Linked DNA regions of Homo sapiens: region 2 is linked to region 1. A link is an interaction called in ENCODE POLR2A ChIA-PET data of the cell type or tissue named here. Cell type or tissue: OCI-LY7. All regions are shown on one strand. Each heading gives the region's core, and the rest is flanking DNA. Links, peaks and the distances in the headings are about the cores only.

Region 1 (10,888 bases), core at 1,637-9,636:
AGTACTATTGAAGGAAACTGGGTAAAAGATATTAAGTATTATTGTCTCACAAGTACATGTGAATCTACAATTATCTCAAAATTAAAAGTTTATTATTTTCTAAAACAATCTTGAAAAAGAAGAACAAAGTTGAAGAATTCACATTTCCTGATTTCAAAATTTACTTTACAAAGCTACAGTAATCAAACAGTGCGTTACTGCCATAAAGACAGGCATAGACCAATAGAATAGAAAAGAACACCCAGAAATACACTCTCACAAATATGGTGAAATGATTTTCAACGAGGGTGCCAAGACCATTCAATGGGGGAAAGGACATTTTTTTCAACAAATGATGTTGGGAAAACTGGATATCCACATGCAAAAGAATGAAGTTAGACCCATTTCTTATGCCATATATAAAAATGAACTGAGAATGAATCAGAGGCCAAAATATAAGTGCTACAGACCTTTACAAATAAATGCAGAAAGAAAGTTTCATGACATTGAATTTGGCAATGATTTATTGGATCTGACACCAAAAGCATGGGCAATAAAAGAAAAAATAAATGAACTGGACTTCATCAAAATTAAAAACTCTGTGTATTACAGGACACAGTCAACGGAATGAAAAGGAAACCTATGGAATGGTAGAAAATATTTGCAAATGATATATCTGATAGGGGGTTGATACCCAGAATACATAAAGAACTCCTACAACTCAACAACAACAAAAATAACCCAATTTTAAAAATGGGCAAAGGACTTGATTAGACATTTCTCCAGAGAAGATATACAAATGGCCAGCAAGCATACACAAAGATGCTCAACATCATTAATCATCAAGGAAATGCAAATCAAAACCACAATGAGATACCACCTGACCCATATTAGGATGGCTACTATCAAACAAAATCGAAAATAACAAGTATTGGTGAGGATGGGGTGAAACTGGAACCCTTGTGCACTGTTGGTGGGAATGCAAAATGGTATCGTTGCTATGGAAAACGGTACAATGGTTCTTCAAAAAACCAAAAAGAGAATTACAATACAATCCAGTAATTCTGCTTCTGGGCATATACCGAAAAGAACTGAGAGCAGGGTCTCGAAGAAATAGCAGCACACCCACGTTCCTAGTAGCATTATTCATCATAGCTAAAATGTGGAAGCGACCCAAGCGTTAATCCATGGATGAATGGATAAACAAAATATGGTATATACATACACTGGAATATTAGTCAACCTTAGAAAAGAAGGGAATTCTGACCCATGCGACCACACAGATGAACCTTGAGGACATCATGCTAAGTGAAAGACGCCAGCACAAATAGACAAATTCAATTACATGAGGTACCTAGAGTAGTCAAATTCATAGAGACAAAAAATTAGAATGGCGGTTTCCAAGGGCTGGGGGGAAGGAGAGATGAAGAGTTATTATTTAACGAGCATAGAGTTTCAGTTTTGCAAGATGAAAAGAGTTCTGGAGATAGGTTGTGCAATGATGTGAATGTACTTACCTCAACTAACTGTACACTTAAAAGCAATAAAAATGGTAAATTTTGTTTGTGTATTTTATCAAAACGAAAAAACAAACAAACAAACCCTGGAACAACAACAAAGTTTAATTAAAAAGAAAAAGCCACAAAGCCACTGTCTTCCTGATCCAAGTCCTTGTCGCTGTGTCTTAGTTTTCCAAACCAATGGGATGAGAAAAGGAGCCCATTACTTAACAAGACCTCAGAGACTGCTAAAGTCTGGAGATACCTGAGCATCAAGCTTTTCTAATGCCTTTAATTAACTTCATATCCATTTGATTCATATTCCCTCTGCCTGGTTGTTAATTCACCTGAAGTTACTATAAACTTTTCAGTAATGATTCAAAATATGCTACTTATTTACCTTTGCACTTGACCTTAGGTAAGCAGCAAGTGGAGAAGTCAAAACCACAGATTAGAGAAATGGAAAATGGAGCCCTTTTCTCCCCAGAGCTGTCATTTTTAATTTGTCTATTTCTGCTAGACTCCAAGGTTAGCGAGGGCAGGACTTATCCTCTTTTTGTGTTTTACCACATATAGATGCTCAATGAACTTTTGTTGACTGAGTGAAGTTGTAAGCACAGCCACATGTGTTCCGCCCAGAAATGTTTACGTTGACATGTCCCCTCTTTTCAAACATGACTGACGTGGGGGCTTATGTAATTTACTATGAAGAAAATAACGGGCATTTCCAAGGAAAGTTCATGGATTAATAACTGCTTGTGAGAAGGCGAGAGAAATACACATTCTATAACAATTCTGGTTTAGCAGTGTTCACTACTGGTTAGACGTCCCTACAAAGTTGAAAAAAAACAACGGAATCGAGGTTAGTTTGCACACTTTGCACAGACCCCCATCCACACACATAACCCCCAGAAACGCAATTATATAAAGTGCAAGTTGAAATCCCTCAGATGGAATGCTAAACTTCCTTCCAGCTCTTCACCAGTGAGCCGCAAAGTCACCTTTACAATTTTATTTCGACCAGAGCAACATCATTTTTCATAATTACAGAGTTTTAATTTATTTTATGTGAGTGTCCAGCCATTGATGTATTGCGCTAATTAAGTGAAACTTGGTTAAAAAACCAAAGACACAAAAGGGAATTTTGGTAGAAAGTAAAATAGAGAATTTTTTTAAGGAACCCAAAGTAGTATGAGTTGTGGTCATGGTCATTCAAAGACAGGTTTTCCCCTCAACCACACAAAAATAGGGTCTGACCTGTAAAGCCTGGTTGGTTCTGTTCCCCTTGTTCTCCTTGGGTCTTCCTCCTCCTGATGTCTTCTCGACAGCCACTGGACACTGTTCCTGGAATGGAGAACATCCCTTCAACATCCAGATGGGTGGTAAATTCAAAGTGTGCAACAAACATAAAAGAGAAGGTAGGACCAGGCAGTCACAAACATTTATTTTTGGTTAAACCTTTTTTTTTTGAGACGGAGTCTCACTCTGTCACCCAGGCTGGGAGTGCAGTGGCGCGATCTCGGCTCACTGCAACCTCCGCCTCCCGGGTTCAAGTGATTCTCCTGCCTCAGCCTCCCGAGTAGCTGGGATTACAGGCATGCGCCACCACACCCCACTAACTTTGTATTTTTAGTAGAGGCAGGGTTTTGCCATGTTGGTCAGGCTGGTCTCGAACTCCTGACCTCAATTGATCCACCCGCCTCGACCTCCCAAAATGCTGGGATTGCAGGCGTGAGCCACCATGCCCGGCGGTTAAGACTTACAATACCAAAAATGTCACTTTACCTGGTTTCTCTCATAATCAGAAGGGTCGCAAGCTGTGAAGGGGTGGATACACCTTCTTGCACTTTTACACCACGCGCAGCCAGTTTCTACGCATGCTGGGCATCTAGCAACACAGAAAACTGACTTAATTCCTGCGTTTTAGGACAATGTTCACATCCTAGAATTTCCCTCTGTGATGTGGCATGCAAGCATTTAAAAGAAGGCAAAAAAAAAAAAAAATCCCTGGACAGACATTCCTGTGAGGCTTTGTGCCCTGCTCTTGGAAGCCCTCAGGTTGATGGGCCGGAATGGCACCTGCAGGGGTGTTGCCATGGAAACCTGAAGCTGGGTCACCTGCTGGTCTGTAGATAATAGGAACCCAATGAATCTGTTTCTGAATCCAGTTCTGCTATTTGTCTACCCTCAGGTAAGTCCCTCTGGAGATGGATCTCTCTCTCTCCCCGCCTCTACCCACTCTGCCTTCCAAAATCAGGAAGCCCTCACTCACTCCAGCAGTCACACTGCCAACTGCCTGGAAGATGTGAGACAGAAAGTGTTAGCTGGCAAGCAGAGGCAACGAGGTGCCTGTGTTTGCTTTATAATCAAATTAAGGAAGAATTGTGTTTCTACTAATCAAATCACCTATCATGATTGGGTAAACTGTGGAGGACTTGAAAAGCACTTATGAGAAGGAATGTTAAAAAGGGAAATCAGGGTTGATCTGGAAACAGGGCCAAGGGAGGCCAGAGGAAGCCTTAGCTCTAGCAAGGGGTGCTAGCACAGGGCCGGGGGACCCAGTTTGTTTTATACCTTCTCCAAGAAATGAGGAAACATTCTGAGATTCTGATCTACAGAAACTGCAGTTTCCGTGGAAGGAGAGGACACACTGGCTTTTGCGTGGATCCGGCCACCTAAGTGAGCTAGACACGGGTTTGTGATTTGCTCGCTTCTTCTACCCCCAGGGTGTGATTACTGTACTAAGTGCTTTCCTAACAGGAAGCAGTTACCTATGGAAAGGGCGCTCACCCTCCCTGGGGGACCTAGGTCTGAGGTCTGGTTCTTAATTACCAAGTTGTGGGACCTGGGGCTAGTCGGTTCCTTTCATCTGGCCTTAAAGTGGGCATCGGGGGAGCTACGTTCTTTCAACTGTCTTTGAGCTATATAATTCTATTTAATTCACACCCTTTTTTCCTATTTTCATGAACTTCTGAGGCTTTCTGTAGCAATTTTTGTATTTTTTTCTCCTTAAATCCATTCTGTTTCTTAGCAATAATTGAACTGGGCCTTGTGTCATCTTTTTCAAAGTGCCTCAGTGGAAGAGATGAGGCCCAGGGGCTCCTGTTCTAATCATTCAAGAGCAGCCTCCTAGCTCAGCTTCAAGTTCAAATTCATTTTCCCCATAGAAACCATGGTTCCCAGGCCAGGACAAAAGAAACTCCCATTTGGTGCTCACATAACTGGTCAATCAAACTATGCAGTGATCTACAGCACTGCTACTCATGCAGCCTCCCAAGGTGCCCTGCAGGCCTCCATCCCAACTTCCAATTGGCAAGTCAGGCATCTGAGAAACATATTTCCTCTGTCCTCTTGCTGCTTTAGAAGCAAGGAGTGAGGTTTGGCACTAACTCAGGGGCCTATGTAGCTCAAAGAGGCCAAAGATGGTGAAAAGGGGGGCAGCAGGAACATGTTCTTTTGGTGAAAGGGACTTCACCTTGTCCTTCTCAAGTAAGACTTTTTACCCCTACACTCAAGGCTTCTCGTTCCGCCCAAATTCCCGAAGCCATTCCAATCAGAAGAGAACCTAGCAGCGCTCCTTCTTTTTGTTGAGACAATCTCACTCTGTCACTCAGACTGGAATGCGGGGCGCCATCCCGGCTCACTGCAACCTCCATCTCCTAGGCTCAGGTGATCCTCCCACCTCAGCCTCCCAAGTAGCTGGGACTACAGGCACATACCACCATGCTTGGCTAACTTTTGTGTTTTTTTGTAGCGATGGCGTCTCACTATATTGCCCAGGCTGGTCTCAAACTCTCCTGGGCTCAAGCGATCTGCCCACCTCAGCCTCCTAAAGTGCTGGGATTCCAGATGTGAGCCACCACACCTGGCTTGTCCCTTCTTCTTTACTTACTTCAAGGCTGCCTCTCGGTCCTGGGAAGACATATTTCCCTGTGGGTATGAACACTTAAGCACAGGGGATTTCTCTCCCTCGCAGCGCCAGCTTACTAGTCAGGGCTAGAATGTGCGAGCGGAGCTTATTAGCTCGGTGGCTCTCCTATCTCCCATTACACCATGCTTCAAAAGGCATTTTGGAAAGTTCTGTCTCACAAAAGAGTTCTTTAGGAAATCGAGGAGTCAAACAAATAAGTAAATTAAGATCAACGAGAGAATATTCAAATTTCAAATAAAATCTTACTCTTTTAATGATGAGCAGTTGGTAAAGTTGAATCTGTCTGATAAATTCCAAGAACCGAAGGAGAACATCACGTTGACAACTGAAACATCTGGAGGGAAGGGGGGAAAATGTCATTTACGGTGGAGTCCTGCTATAGTCAAGCATAGCTGTAAATGCAAAAAAAGATAAATATTTTTGCTTCCTCTGCATAGTGGGCAGGAGCGTGCCAGCTGTTTGCTAACATTTCAATCAGTATGTGGTTCCTTCCCCATAGGCCATTCGCATCAGGCAGCCGAAGTGCACAGCTCAAGCCTCCAAACAGACTGAACCCACCTCGAGTTCCAAGCCTCCCATGAATAATCACTAGGAAGAAGCCATTTTACAGCTCATTTACATCTCATACTCTCCTAGGGATCACTATCTCAGCTTTTAATTGGCCAAGGCATAAGAACAAAACAAGTCACCGAGCAAGAAGTGCCTAGAACATGAAAACCGGAGCATTAGAAATCCTGCACCTTCAGAAAAATCCACGCTGCAAATATTTACCTAACATACTCTAAAGTGTAGTTTCCATGGGCTGGGTTCCACGATCTTCTTGGGGTCAACTGTCACCAAATCTGTGATAAAGGTTTTCTTATTTGCCTTTGAAAACCTACTCATTGGTTAGAAAACCCCAAAAGAACAAAATAACAAGGATTTCAAAACTACTAAATCAGCATTAGAGAAATGTAGTATTTCCTGTATCTCTTTAAACATATATGCTCTATCCAAGGTAGTGATTCCCAAACCCAGTTCTCTATCAGAATCACCTGAGAAATTTACAAAGCTATAGATCCCAGGGCCATGCCCCTAAATATTCTGATTTAGCAAGCCTGGGGTGGACCCAGGAACCTGTGGTTGCATTGCTCCCCATGGAACAATTGTATAGAGCCCAGGTTTGGGGCCACAACACAGAATAGCACCTTTCAAATCCCCTTCTGTCCACGGACCAGTGCTAATAACAAGGTATTAATATCTTTTTCCTTTGGTGAATTAATAGGAATAGGAGGTGGTACTATTTATTTGTTTGTTTATTTATTTATTTTAGTTGAGACGGGGTTTCACCATGTTGGCTAGGCTGGTCTTGAACTCCTGACCTCAAGTGATCTGCCCGCCTCAGCCTCCCAAAGTGCTGGGATTACAGGCGTGTGCCACCATGCCTGGCCGAGAGGGTGCTTTTTAAATCTAAGTCTTGACAAAATAAGAAGCTGGCTTGACTCCGTTGGCAACCCTAATTTTCTCATTGAAATTTTATTAGTGTGTGGTTCCCAAAGTCTAAAAACCCTTACTTTAAGGTCCTTCTCCACAGCAATAACACTCCCTCTGAAAGTCAGAATTCCACATAAAATTCGGTTCACGTACAGAGGGTGTGTGTGAAATGATCATCTTCTGTTCTCAAGACAAAGAGGCTTGGAGGGCTGGCATGACCTCTCTGCAAAAGCCTCTGAACAGACACTTGATACATGTGAGTAGAATGAACACAGGGACAGTCAGCTCAGAGGGACTCCCAGTGAAAATACACTCCAGTGGAATCTATAAGTGTCCGGTGATGAAGACTGCAAAAGTCATACTTTTTTTCAAGCACCAAATAGGCACAAAACTCTATTTGGAAATATCACAAGGAAATGAATATTCATGATTTCTTCTAGGAAAGCATTTACAGTTATTCTGGAAGAGGTAAAATAATTTAGGTGATGACAGCACAGTCAAGGAAACAACCATATGAGTGGTTTCAGTTCCCTCTGGTAACCTGGGTGCCAAGATAGGGGTGTGCATGGAGGACCAAAGGGGTGTTAGAATGGCTGAGAAAGTCAGAGCAGAATCTGGCAAGGGCATGTGGAAGAGGTGACTTTTCTCCAATGTTTCAAAGCAGAAAGGGAGACAGGATTTTGTGAAAGGGGGAAGCCATTCTAGGTTTAAAGAAGGCCATGGATAAAGGCTTGGCAATGGTCACCGGCTGGCTGAGTACAAGAGGCTGGGAAGCAAATTTGTTTGCCCGTTCAGAATATGTAAGATATTCAGAAAACGGCAGGTGAAGGGTTGGGTGCAACGGATGGAGGCGCTAAAAGCAACCAACTAGCTTTACAAGGTGATCTCAAATACTTTAGAGGCATATTTTATAGGTGAGCAAGGTCTGCGTTTTAATGAACAAAATTAACCAGAAATGCATCACAAAGGCTGCACAGTGTGGACAAAGTAAAGTGGAAAATTGAGGTGATTTTCCAAGCAATCAGACCCAAACAGCCACCACCCAGTGGCTGAGAGCATTTTTAAGCTCACTTCTCTGGCCTGGTGCATTAAATTGCCTTTTGAAGGATTTAGGATCAATTGGGTGCTATGGTCAGAATATTTATGTCTCCCCTAAATTCATAAGTTGGAATCTAATACCCAATGTGATAGTATTAAGCCACGGGGCCTTTGTGAAGTGATTAAATCATGAGGGCTGCACCCTCATGAATGTGATTAGTGTCCTTATAGAAGAGGCTTAAGAGAGCTCCCCTGCCCCTTCTGTATGTGAGAATACAGCAACAAGGCACCATCTGCGAAGTCAGAGGCCAAGCCATTACCAGACACTGAATCTGCTGGAGCCTTGACCTTGGACTCCCCAGTCACCAGGGCTGTAAGCAATACATTTCTATTGTTTATAAATTATCCAGTCTAAGGTATTTTGTTATAGCAGCCAGAATGGACTAAGATATTGGGTAACTCCAGCTCTCACCATAAAACCCACTCAGCTCCATTAATGATCATCACTCAGTCCTGGAGACCTACTCCATGAACTCAACTCTACTTCTAGTCTTTCTCATTCGAAGAGACTCAGGAGTCCTCAGTCTGCCCACCGTACCTACTGACCATCTATTGAATCCACTTCTCTCCATCCCCCTTGGCTTCTCCTCCAGCTCTCACTTTCCCTCTCACCTGGACCCTCCAGTAGCTTTCCGCTTTCACTTTCTCTCTCACTTGGACCCCTCCAAGTGATCTGTTGGAACTCAGTCTTTCAGTCTTTCCCTTCTTTGGTCCATTCTCCACCTTCAAGCCATTCATTCATTCAAGAAACATTTATTGATTGTGAATGCCTACGTTGTGCCAGATACTGTTCTAAGCACAGCAGTGAAGATGTCTTCTCCAAGTCCCTGCCTCCATGGGGCTTACATTCCAGCAGGAAAGACAGACAATGCACAATGGAACCTTTCTGTAATAAAAATCTGATTGTGCTGCCAGCCTCCGGCTTAAACCTTTCAGTGTTTCATCACAGCTCGCAGGATTCACGGTTCACAAGGCCCTTCATGGTCCCCTGGCTGCCTCCTTTGGTATCTATCTTCCCTCCGTCTCCCCTTTCCACCTTCCCCTACCCCATGTGCCTTGGCCATGTAGAAGCTCTTCTGGTTCTTCAAATAAAGCTTTTTGTCTCCTGGCCATCATGCAGGTTGGTCTCTGTCTGAAATACCCATCCCCATCGTCTTTGTCTGGCTCAACTCTACCCTCACCTTGTCTGGACATCACTTCCTCCAGGAAGCTTTCCTTACCCCTTCCCCCTCCACCATGTCTGGTAAGGTACATTTTTCATGTGCTTCTCATGGTACTCTATGTTCCCTGTATTTACACACTGCATTGTAATGAGCTACTTACTTCTCTCTATCCCAGTGTACAGTCTTTTTTTTAGGGGCAAGGGGGAGTCACTGTATCCCTAGTACCTAGCATAGTGCCTCACATATAGTAGATGTTCAGTAAATACTTCCTGGATGGATGTATGAATGCAATGAACTCAAACTGATGGAACATTGGTTGTTAAAATTTCTCATCTCACCCAGGGCATTTCTTGCTTTTCAGATCTCTGAATTATCTAAACCATTTGGGTAGTCGGCCCAGTGCTATCTGGCTTTTCTGCACTCTCCTATCCAACTTGCCCTTCTCTTGTCATTGTCCAGGCATATCTGATAGTGGGGTCTTGGAGTAAATGAATGAGGTAAACCAGAGGTGAGGAGGACCCAGAGCAAAAGTGGGAACCAGGGGGTAGTGAGGGAGTGAGTCTACAGAGGGGGAACTATTCATATTCCTTGGGCAAACTAAACTCAGGAGGTTCCCTTGTTTTTTTGATTTTATAACAAAAATAACCCAGAAGAATCCACATACCTTTGTAGGTTGCTCTGGTTGGGATGCTACAGGTGCAGGTCCGGTTGGGCTGACTTTTATTCTGGCAGAGCTCCCTGCTAGAGTCCACATTCTTCACCATGCACTTTGAGTGTCTTGGAGAGAAGCTTCCCACCATAGTCACTGTAGTCTGTGCGGGGAAGATATGGGGAAAAAATGATGATTTTTGCCTCATTTCCATCCATCATAGAGCCTCATATGATCTCACCCTTTGACCTGCCACAGGAGGGAGAATTTCTCAGAAGAGCTGATGTAAAGAATAGATGTTTCTGGGTGACAGAGCAAGACACTGCCTCCATAAATAAATAAATAAATAAATAAATAAATAAATAAATAAATAAAAATATAAAAGAATAGATGTTTTGTTGGCTATTTGGTTTGCTCTTCTGTAAAGAGCATATTCTTATTCTTTGACCATTTTTCTGCTTTGTGTGTATATTTTTCTTATCAATTTTCAAGAGCTCTCTGTATGGTGTAGATATTAATCTTTATCTGTCATATTTCTGACACATATTTTTCTCCTAATCTATTGTTTGTCTTGTAACTTTTGCTTGTGGCATCTTTTACCCTTACACAATGTGCTTTTGAGTAATCAAATACAGGGTTTCTTGTCTCGGCTATAAAGTGCTTCCCAAACTCTAGCTTATGGACAAATATAAAATTGTTCCAACATCTTTATTGCTTTATTTTTTAAGCTTATATCTTTAATCCATCTGGAATTTATTTTTATATACAGTGTGAGATAAGGGTCCAACTTTATCCAGATGGTTAATCAATTATGTCACAGCCATTTATTAAACAAAAACAAACCTCCTTTTCCCACTGAACTGAAATATCATTTTGTCCTATATTAAATTTCCATTTATCTGGAATCTATTTCTGAACTCTGCTCTGCTCTAATAATCTATTGATCTACTTCTATTCCAATGCCATTAAGTTTTTACTCCTGTAATTTTAAATATATTTAGCATCTGATAAGGCAAATCTCTCCTGCTTTATCTCTATTTTCATAATTTTCTTACCATTTCCTGAGCATTATTCATCTATATTCATTTTATCCAAA
Region 2 (8,000 bases), core at 1-8,000, 630 kb after region 1:
TTCATTTCTTTCCCTGAACTCCCAGTGTTCGAGAGCTGATATTCCCTGACAAACTCCCTTACATAACATTCTTTCTAGTAATGTGGGTCAAACATATATTTATATTATCAGCTGTCAGAACAGAGTTCTCTACAATAAATAAATTCTATACTAATTATCCAGGAAAAACAAGAATTATATCTAAAGAAACAAAGTGAAAATAATAAAAGGAACATGGAGATTTCTTGATTTGGAAAACAAAAATGGAAAAATCCTATCAAGGCCATTAGCAAATTGTTAATTAAATGACACATTTGAGAAAGAATATCTTCTAAAGTCTTAATGGACTCAAAAAATTAAAAGAGTTAGGCAATAGAAATTTAATAGTTAAGAAACATCTTCATTTCACTTTTTAAAAGCTTTTTTACAGAATATGTAAAGAGCTGTAAAAATGAAAGTACTATAATATTGAAGGTCAACTTGAGTCAAAATAAGAAAAGGAGCCTCAGAGTTCAGCTCAACTGTTCTATTGCAATTTTCTATTTTGACATTCTCTGCATTATCCTTAAATTTAAATACATTATTAACTTGAATTCATTGTCTTCTGAATTGGGATTATAAAAATGGATGTGTGTGAAGTGTTAAAAACAACCTGAACTGAGAAACCGATTTGTTCTTCCCTTTTTATTTCAAAAAACAATTTATTTTTGAATTTCTAAAGCAAATAATCATAATCCCCCAGGTGCTTCCTGTCAGTTGTGAACATTCTATTTGGGGACATCATGGAACTGCACATTTTGCCTCCCCTCTCTTCCTGCTGGCTTGTAATGTGTTATGGAAACACTGATTTGAAATTAAGAGTTTTGATTAAACAGGTTTTCTACGCTCTTGATTTATTTCCTTTATTTTAAGGCAGATGCCTCTGTATGGTAACAGTAGCTTACAAAGCCAAAGGGATTCAGACTTTAAATGGGAAATTTATTTTATTTTATTTTAGCGTGGTTCGGTTTGATTTTTGTTTGTTTGTTTTCCTTTTTGCTGACACCCAGATCTTATTCTGACTTGACTTGGCTTCATTTAAGATGAGTTTTCAGGATGAGTGGGCTTGGTCTTACTAGGGTTATTTTCCAGATAAGCAGGTAATTTGGGAAATAAAATACTTGTAAAAGTCCTGTAATTCCCAAAAAGTTGGCTATAATCTAAAAGGTAATTGGGATGCTACTATGATCATTTATAAACAATTTAATAGCAATGTGAACCACATGTTTTTTGAAACATATCTTGGTATCTGGCTTCATCTGTAATAGGTCTTACCTATACAAATCTAAATTAAAATTTGATTTTAATTTAATTCTAATATCTAATTTATTTCTGTTCCTTGTATATGTAAATCAAGGTCAAGTTGCTTCCAGTATCTCAGGCTGAGCCCTATTTGTTTGCTTTTCTTAAACCTCCTTCTCTAACCATAAAAGCTCTCTCTTCTGGAGCTTTAAAGAAGATGCTGTGTTTCTGAGTAGGCGGAGAGCTTTAGGCATTTGGGAGTCATAGCAGATCAGCTATCCCACTGGAGGCAGGATCTAGATATAGAGTCGGGTCAGCGTGATAATAATCTTAGGCAAAGCTAATTCCCTCTCCAGAACCACCTTCCAGTTGTAGGAAATCAGTTTCATTGTTCCTAGAACTGGCCACCCAATCTGGTGTCAGGAGTGGGTGCAGAGGATAACTGGTATGAAAAGAAACAAACACAAAAGGGGAGAGAGAAGGCAGGAAACCAGGATAAGGGGACAGAGAGTAGGGAACTGGAGAAACTTTTACTATAGTTGTGCTTAATCGATGTCCTTTGAACAGAACTAATTGAAGATGATATTATTACACATACCAAAAAAAAAAAAAAAAAAAAAGCTTTCTCAGTCCTACCCTAGGGTTTTTAAAGACAGCTGTCTATGAAGCCACAGTCAAGGCATAGAGCCATGTGCCTGTCCCATAGCTGTGAATGTCTCTGATCAAGGCTGGGACGAAGTTGTTGAGGCCTTTCCACTAGGTTTCTCAGACATCTTTTCTAGAATAGAGATTTAACTTCAAGGGCAATTAATTAGCAAATAAACAAGTTTATTCGATCTCAATGGAAAATATGCTGTTTAAAAATGAACAGTATTTTAAGGAAAACCCTCAGCTATGTGTACAACTTGAAAGACAGAATTTATTTCCATCTGAAATATGCATGGGAACAACCTTTTGGGAATGTGATTTGAAAGTAAATATCTATTAAAATGTTAAGTGCCATGTACCCTTGGGCCCCAAAGTTCCACTTCTAAGAATGTACTCAACATATATGTTCCCATAAGCACACAGCAACAATTAGCACACAGATTTGTACCGCACCGTTGTTTGTAATAGCACGAAACTGGGAACAACCTGTATATCCACTAGCAGGAGACTGATTCAATCAGTAATGGTACATTCATATCATGGAATATTGTGCAGCTGTTGAAAAGAATGAGGCAAAGCCTTATGTTGCCATGAAGATATAAATAGATATATAGAGAGAAAGGTAGACATAGAGAGTCCAAATATTAAATTTTAAAAGCAAATTGCAGAGCAGAAAGTATAGTACAATAATATTTGTGTGTGCTTTAAAACATGATTTAAATAGAGGCTTCGACTGCATTAAAAAAATTCTGGAACAATAAAAAGGAAACTTTTAATAATAGTTACCTCTGGGGAGTGGGACGGGAGTTGGACAATTTTTTCATTTTGTGCACTTCTGAACTGACTAAATTTTGAACCATGAGCATGTTATCACTTTTAGAATAATTGAAAAACTAGCTCCTAAGAAGAGGTTGTATTTACCCTGCATTAACAAAAACAAAAGGGATGCTCTTATCTGGGACAATCTATAGAAGCCACATCCCTGGCCACATTCTCATATACGGTCTAGTGAGACCCTTAAGACTACGTGAAAAGATTAAAATAACCCATGAGATATGCGGCAAAAACATTGCACCCAGCCGTCTGCTCTCAATACCACACTCATCTGGTGCGCTTCCAAAGTGAAACGCCTTGACGTTGGTCAGCCTGTGACCGGCTCCTTGCTGCCGACGCTGGGTTACATAAGGTCCTGGGAGACCCGAGCGGCGCCCCGGACGCGTCTGGGAGGAGCCGCCACGCCACAGCTCCGTGGGGCTCCGCACTCTACCCTGGCCACAGACAAAAAGAACTTCTGCTGCATCACCCCGTGGCGCCAGGATCACTTCCCTCTTGAGAGACAGTGTGTGCACATCGTAGACGCTAGAGCCAGCCCCTGCAGGAACTCCGTTTGAAAATTCTTCAAGGAGAAATAACCGAAACTCTGAGATTCCTCTTGCCGCAGACAGACAGACAGACAGCCACACACGAACGCACACACGCTTTCTCCTCGCTCCCATCTTGTTCATTCTCCCTTAACTAGTTCCTAGAAATATCTAGCCGGGCTAATTCATTTCCGTTCCTTGTATATGTAAATCAAGGTCAAGTCGCTTCCAGTATCTCGGGCTGAGCCTTGTTTTTTTTTTTTTGTTTGTTCGTTTGTTTTTTTTTTAAAAAACACCTCCCTTTCTAACCATAAAAGCTCTCTCTTCTGGCGCTTCATTAGCCTAGTGATTAAATGTCAAGTCTCCCGAACAAGCTGGATTTGAAGGTCTGTAACGTAACTACTTCTTCCAAATCGAAAATGTTTACTCTCCTAAAATTTATATTTCAATAAAGCGTTAAAAAAAATTAGTCATTTTGTTCCAAGAGTGTTCGGAGGCTAAACTGCACTGCCAACAAGTAAAAACTTGTTATCCAGACCATTAGTGTTAAGGGAAAAGCCAGTAAGTTTAAAGAAAAAGTAACTCATCATATTACCAGGTAATCACTCTCATTTCTTCACTAACAATACCTAATTTGCTCTTCAAATAATTATAATATAAATGAAGAAAAGGATTGTACTTTTCATGTGTACACTGGGAAGCTAACTTTTTTTTTTTTTTTTTTTTTTTTTTTTTTTTTTTTTTTGAGGCGGAGTCTTGCTCTGTCGCCCAGGCTGGAGTGCAGTGGCGCCATCTCGGCTCTGCCTGCTGGGTTCAAGCGATTCTTTCTGCCTCAGCCTCCGGAGTAGCTGGGATTACAGGCACGTGCCACCACGCCCAGCTAATTTTTGTATTTTTAGTAGAGACAGGTTTCACCATGTTGGCCAGGATGGTCTCGATCTCCTGACCTCGTGATCCGCCCACTTCGGCCTCCCAAAGTGCTGGGATTACAGGCCTGAGCCACCACGCCCATACGGGAAGCTAACTTTTAATAGTTCGTTTCTCCTAAACTCTGCTCTCCTCTCCAAAAAAACTGTTCTTGTTAGAACAGTAAACAGCAATCAGACTCAAATTAATCCCAGAGTAGTCTCTCTGGTTACCAGATTGAGAAATGTTATTGGAAAATAAAAGGGAAAAAGTGCCTTTTTCTAAAATCTTGGGTGCTAGTCTTGCGTCGGTAGCTAAAACTGTATTTTACTGTATCAGTAATGCTTAAAAGTCCAAATACAGTACTTGCTTATTCTTTTTTTTTTTTGAGACTGAGTCTCGCTCTGTCACCCAGTCTGGAGTGCAGTGGCGCGATCTCAGCTTACTACAACCTCCACCTACCGGGTTCAAGCCTCCTGAGTAGCTGAGATTATAGGCGCGCACCACCACACCAGGCCAATTTTTGTATTTTTGGTAGAGATGGAGTTTCATCGTGTTGGTCAGGCTGGTCTCGAACTCCTGACCTCATGATCCGCTCACCTTGGCCTCCCAAAGTGCTGGGATTACAGGCGTGAGCCACCACACCCGGCCTGGAAGGTCCATCTCAACAATCCAGTACTTTGTCAACCATCTCAGCTTTGCCACTAATGGAAGTGCTGTTAACAGCCCTCAAAACTGAAGTTCCTTTATTTCTTCTGCCACTTGAGAAAAAGTTTTGCCACAAAGTTCTAATAACACTAAGTCCCTACAAATCAACTTGGAAACGTCTACATGTGTTTCTCCTGGAAAAAGTGCCAGACATCAGTTTTATCTGGCAATCATCAAAATACATCAGACTGCAAATCTATATGTTCCTGGACCTCATAAGAAGCACAGTGAGGAATTTCAGCAAGCGAACCAAAGTACTAAGCTACACTGCAACATCTGCAGTCTACAACATGGGCAACAATACTGACATCAACCACTGCTGCCAAGAACATGCAACAGCAAACAAAACAAAACAAAAACAAACAAAAAAAGGGAATGGGGACATTTCAAATCCATATTCTCAATTTCTGGCTTAAGATTACAGCATTATTTAACCCACCATCACTAAACTCACTTTAATAAAAACAATCAGGAAGCCCAAGCATATGGATTTTTTTATTTGCACATTTTGTATTATTTTATGAGAAGACAAATGATAGAACCCATGGGAATTTAAAAAAAAAATTCCCAGAATGTCAAGGTTGGTATAATTTCTGTAACTAGAATATGGTGTACATGGTGACCTCAAAACAGGAAATGCCTTTGAAATCTATCAGTCATGTATTCAACATCAACTGTGAAAAATATATGATGGGGTCGCAGACTGCAAGGCACTGCCTGCCCAGAATCTGCAGTCTAGCTGGAGAAGATAACACTAAAAGAGTTGAGAAAGGTGTAGGACTGGCAGGCACAGAGGAGGGAAGCAAAGGATGGATGTTTTCCGTGTTTTAAACCATGCTGTACGGTAAATAATGATAGCACTGGGAAGAAAGGAACACATGTGGCAAGCATAAGCATTCTGCTCCAGCCAGAAAACTGCTGGAGGAAATGGGGTCTATGCGTACCCCTACCCCTGCTTTATGTCCCTGATCTATCAACAAATTCACTCTGTCAGGCCAGGCGCGGTGGCTCACGCCTGTAATCCCAGCACTTTGGGAGGCCGAGGCGGGTGGATCACCTGAGGTCAGGAGTTCAAGACCAGCCTGGCCAACATGGCAAAACCCCTTCTCCACTAAAAATAAAAAAAAAAAATTAGCTAGGCTTGGTGGTGCATGCCTGTAGTCCCAGATACTTGGAAGGCTGAGACAGGAGAATTGCTTGAACCTGGGAGGTGGAGATTGCAGTGAGCCAAGAACATGCCATTGCAGTCTAGTCTCTGGGCAACAGAGCGAGACTCTGGCTCAAAAAAAAAAAAAAAAATTCACTGTCTCCAGAATTTCTCACAAATTCTTCCAACTCCTCTTCCTCCTTCTCCCCATCGCTGCCTTAGGCTACACTGACCTCCTCAACGATCACGTTCCTTTGGTGATGTGAGTTTTGACTCACATCCTCTGGTGTGTTGAGTTTTGACTTTTTTTATGGACCCCTTCTCAGAATACTGTGCTTAAATCATAAAATAAAAACAAAAGATACATTATATTAAAATGTAAATATCAAATTATTTTTTATATTTGTCACACAGTTATATATGTTCTTTATTAATTCATTAAGTAACAATTTATGGCAGTGAGTCTAATATCTATAATAATTTCAGTTTAGTGATAAGTGTAAAAGATATTTTGAAATACCTACAACAACTGTAATATGCTATCAGAGCATTTCTACTGGTGATAAACTCACATCTTCTGTTAATTCTACTGTGATCCGTTGCCTAGATTCTTATTTGAAGGAAATGCTAAATTTCAGTTTAGAGGATAGTGAAAATGACAGTATAACGCTTTTTTCCAATCCAAGTTCACAGATCCCAGACATCTTATCCATGGGTCCCTTGCAAGTCTAGGGATAAAGTTCAGAAGCCCTGATCTCAGGTCACGTCCCTCCAGAGCAGCCTCCATATTGCCACCAAATCTGATGCGGTCACTCTGTTGTTCAAAAGCCTTCGATAGCTCCTTCACTTCCCACATAAAATACAAACTCTTTTGAGAGGCAGGCAAAGCCCTGAGTGCTCAGTTCCCTGCCCACCAACTTAGGGTTATCTCCTAGTTGGTTTCCTCTTTTGCATTTGAAGCTCCACCCACAGTGGTAGAACTTATGGGAACAAACTGTGTTCTCTCACACCTTCGTGTGGTCTGCTCTACTTGGAACTGCCTTGCCTGGCTCTTTGGCCTAGCCAAACTTTTTTTTTTTTTTTTTTTTAGACAGAGTCTCGCTCTGTCACCCAGGCTGCAGTGCAGTGGCACAATCTCAGCTCACTGCAACCTCTGCCTCCCAGGTTCAAGCGATTCTCCTGCCTCAGCCTCCCAAGTAGCTGGGACTACAGGCGCGTGCCACCACGCCCGGCTACTTTTTTGTATTTTTAGTAGAGACGGGGTTTCACTGTGTTAGCCAGGATGGTCTCGATCTCCTGACCTCGTGATCTGCCCACCTCTGCCTCCCAAAGTGCTAGGATTACAGGCGTGAGCCACTGCGCCCAGCCACCAACTGATTTTTTAAGTCTCAGATGAAAAGCTGCCTCCTTTCTGATTTCTTTCTTGACTCCTTCAAACAGATCCAGATAGGTCTTCTCTGCTCAGCTGCTCTTTGCAGAGACCTCCGTTGCAGCCATTATCTTATTGTACCATGTATCATGGCATGCTGGCTTGTGTGTTTCTCTGCTATACAGAATCTCCTTGAGGTCGGGGACTATGTTTTTTGTTTTTGTTTTTTCTTTAAGACAGTCTCACTCTGTCACCCAGGCAGGAGTGCAGTGGTGCCATCTCAGCACACTGCAACCTCTGCCTCCCGGGTTCAAGTGATTCTCGTGCCTCAGCCTCCAGAGTAGCTGAGACTACAGGCACACGCCATCACACCTGGCGAATTTTTGTAATTTTAGTAGAAACAGGGTTTTGCCATGTTGGCCAGGCTGGTCTTGAACTCCTGGCCTCAAGTGATCCACCCGTGTCGGCCTCCCAAAGTGCTGGGATTACAGGTGTGAGCCACTGTGCCCGGCCAGGGACTGTGTTTTTTAACATTCCTCAGAACCTTGCTTCATGACTACAACAAGTAGATGCTCAGTAAATATTTATTGAATGAGTGAGT

The links. ChIA-PET counts read pairs that join two places held together with the same protein. Peaks named below come from ENCODE experiments on the same cell type or tissue, not always from the same donor. Only the 100,000 strongest peaks of a DNase experiment are listed, where the experiment ranks them.
Region 2: POLR2A ChIA-PET joins it to region 1 with 13 read pairs; 2 of 35 experiments call an interaction of 5 or more read pairs at or near these places.

What each region holds. Positions count from the first base shown.
Region 1 is chr12:94,219,083-94,229,970 of GRCh38, reverse strand. It overlaps PLXNC1 (plexin C1), which reads right to left. Exons shown (of 31, transcript NM_005761.3): 6 at 9,808-9,955; 7 at 5,656-5,743; 8 at 3,264-3,366; 9 at 2,736-2,822. Among named protein-coding and RNA genes, the nearest start is that of PLXNC1-AS1, 48 kb to the right of the region's middle. In OCI-LY7, for the core only: no CTCF peak of the experiment used is centred there; DNase peaks (open chromatin) are centred at 7,420 and 8,950.
Region 2 is chr12:93,586,798-93,594,797 of GRCh38, reverse strand. It overlaps a transcript of SOCS2 not described here. Among named protein-coding and RNA genes, the nearest start is that of SOCS2, 18 kb to the right of the region's middle. RefSeq lists an enhancer at 3,118-3,677. In OCI-LY7, for the core only: no CTCF peak of the experiment used is centred there; DNase peaks (open chromatin) are centred at 747, 1,937 and 3,217; H3K4me3 peaks cover 2,362 bases; H3K27ac peaks cover 2,455 bases.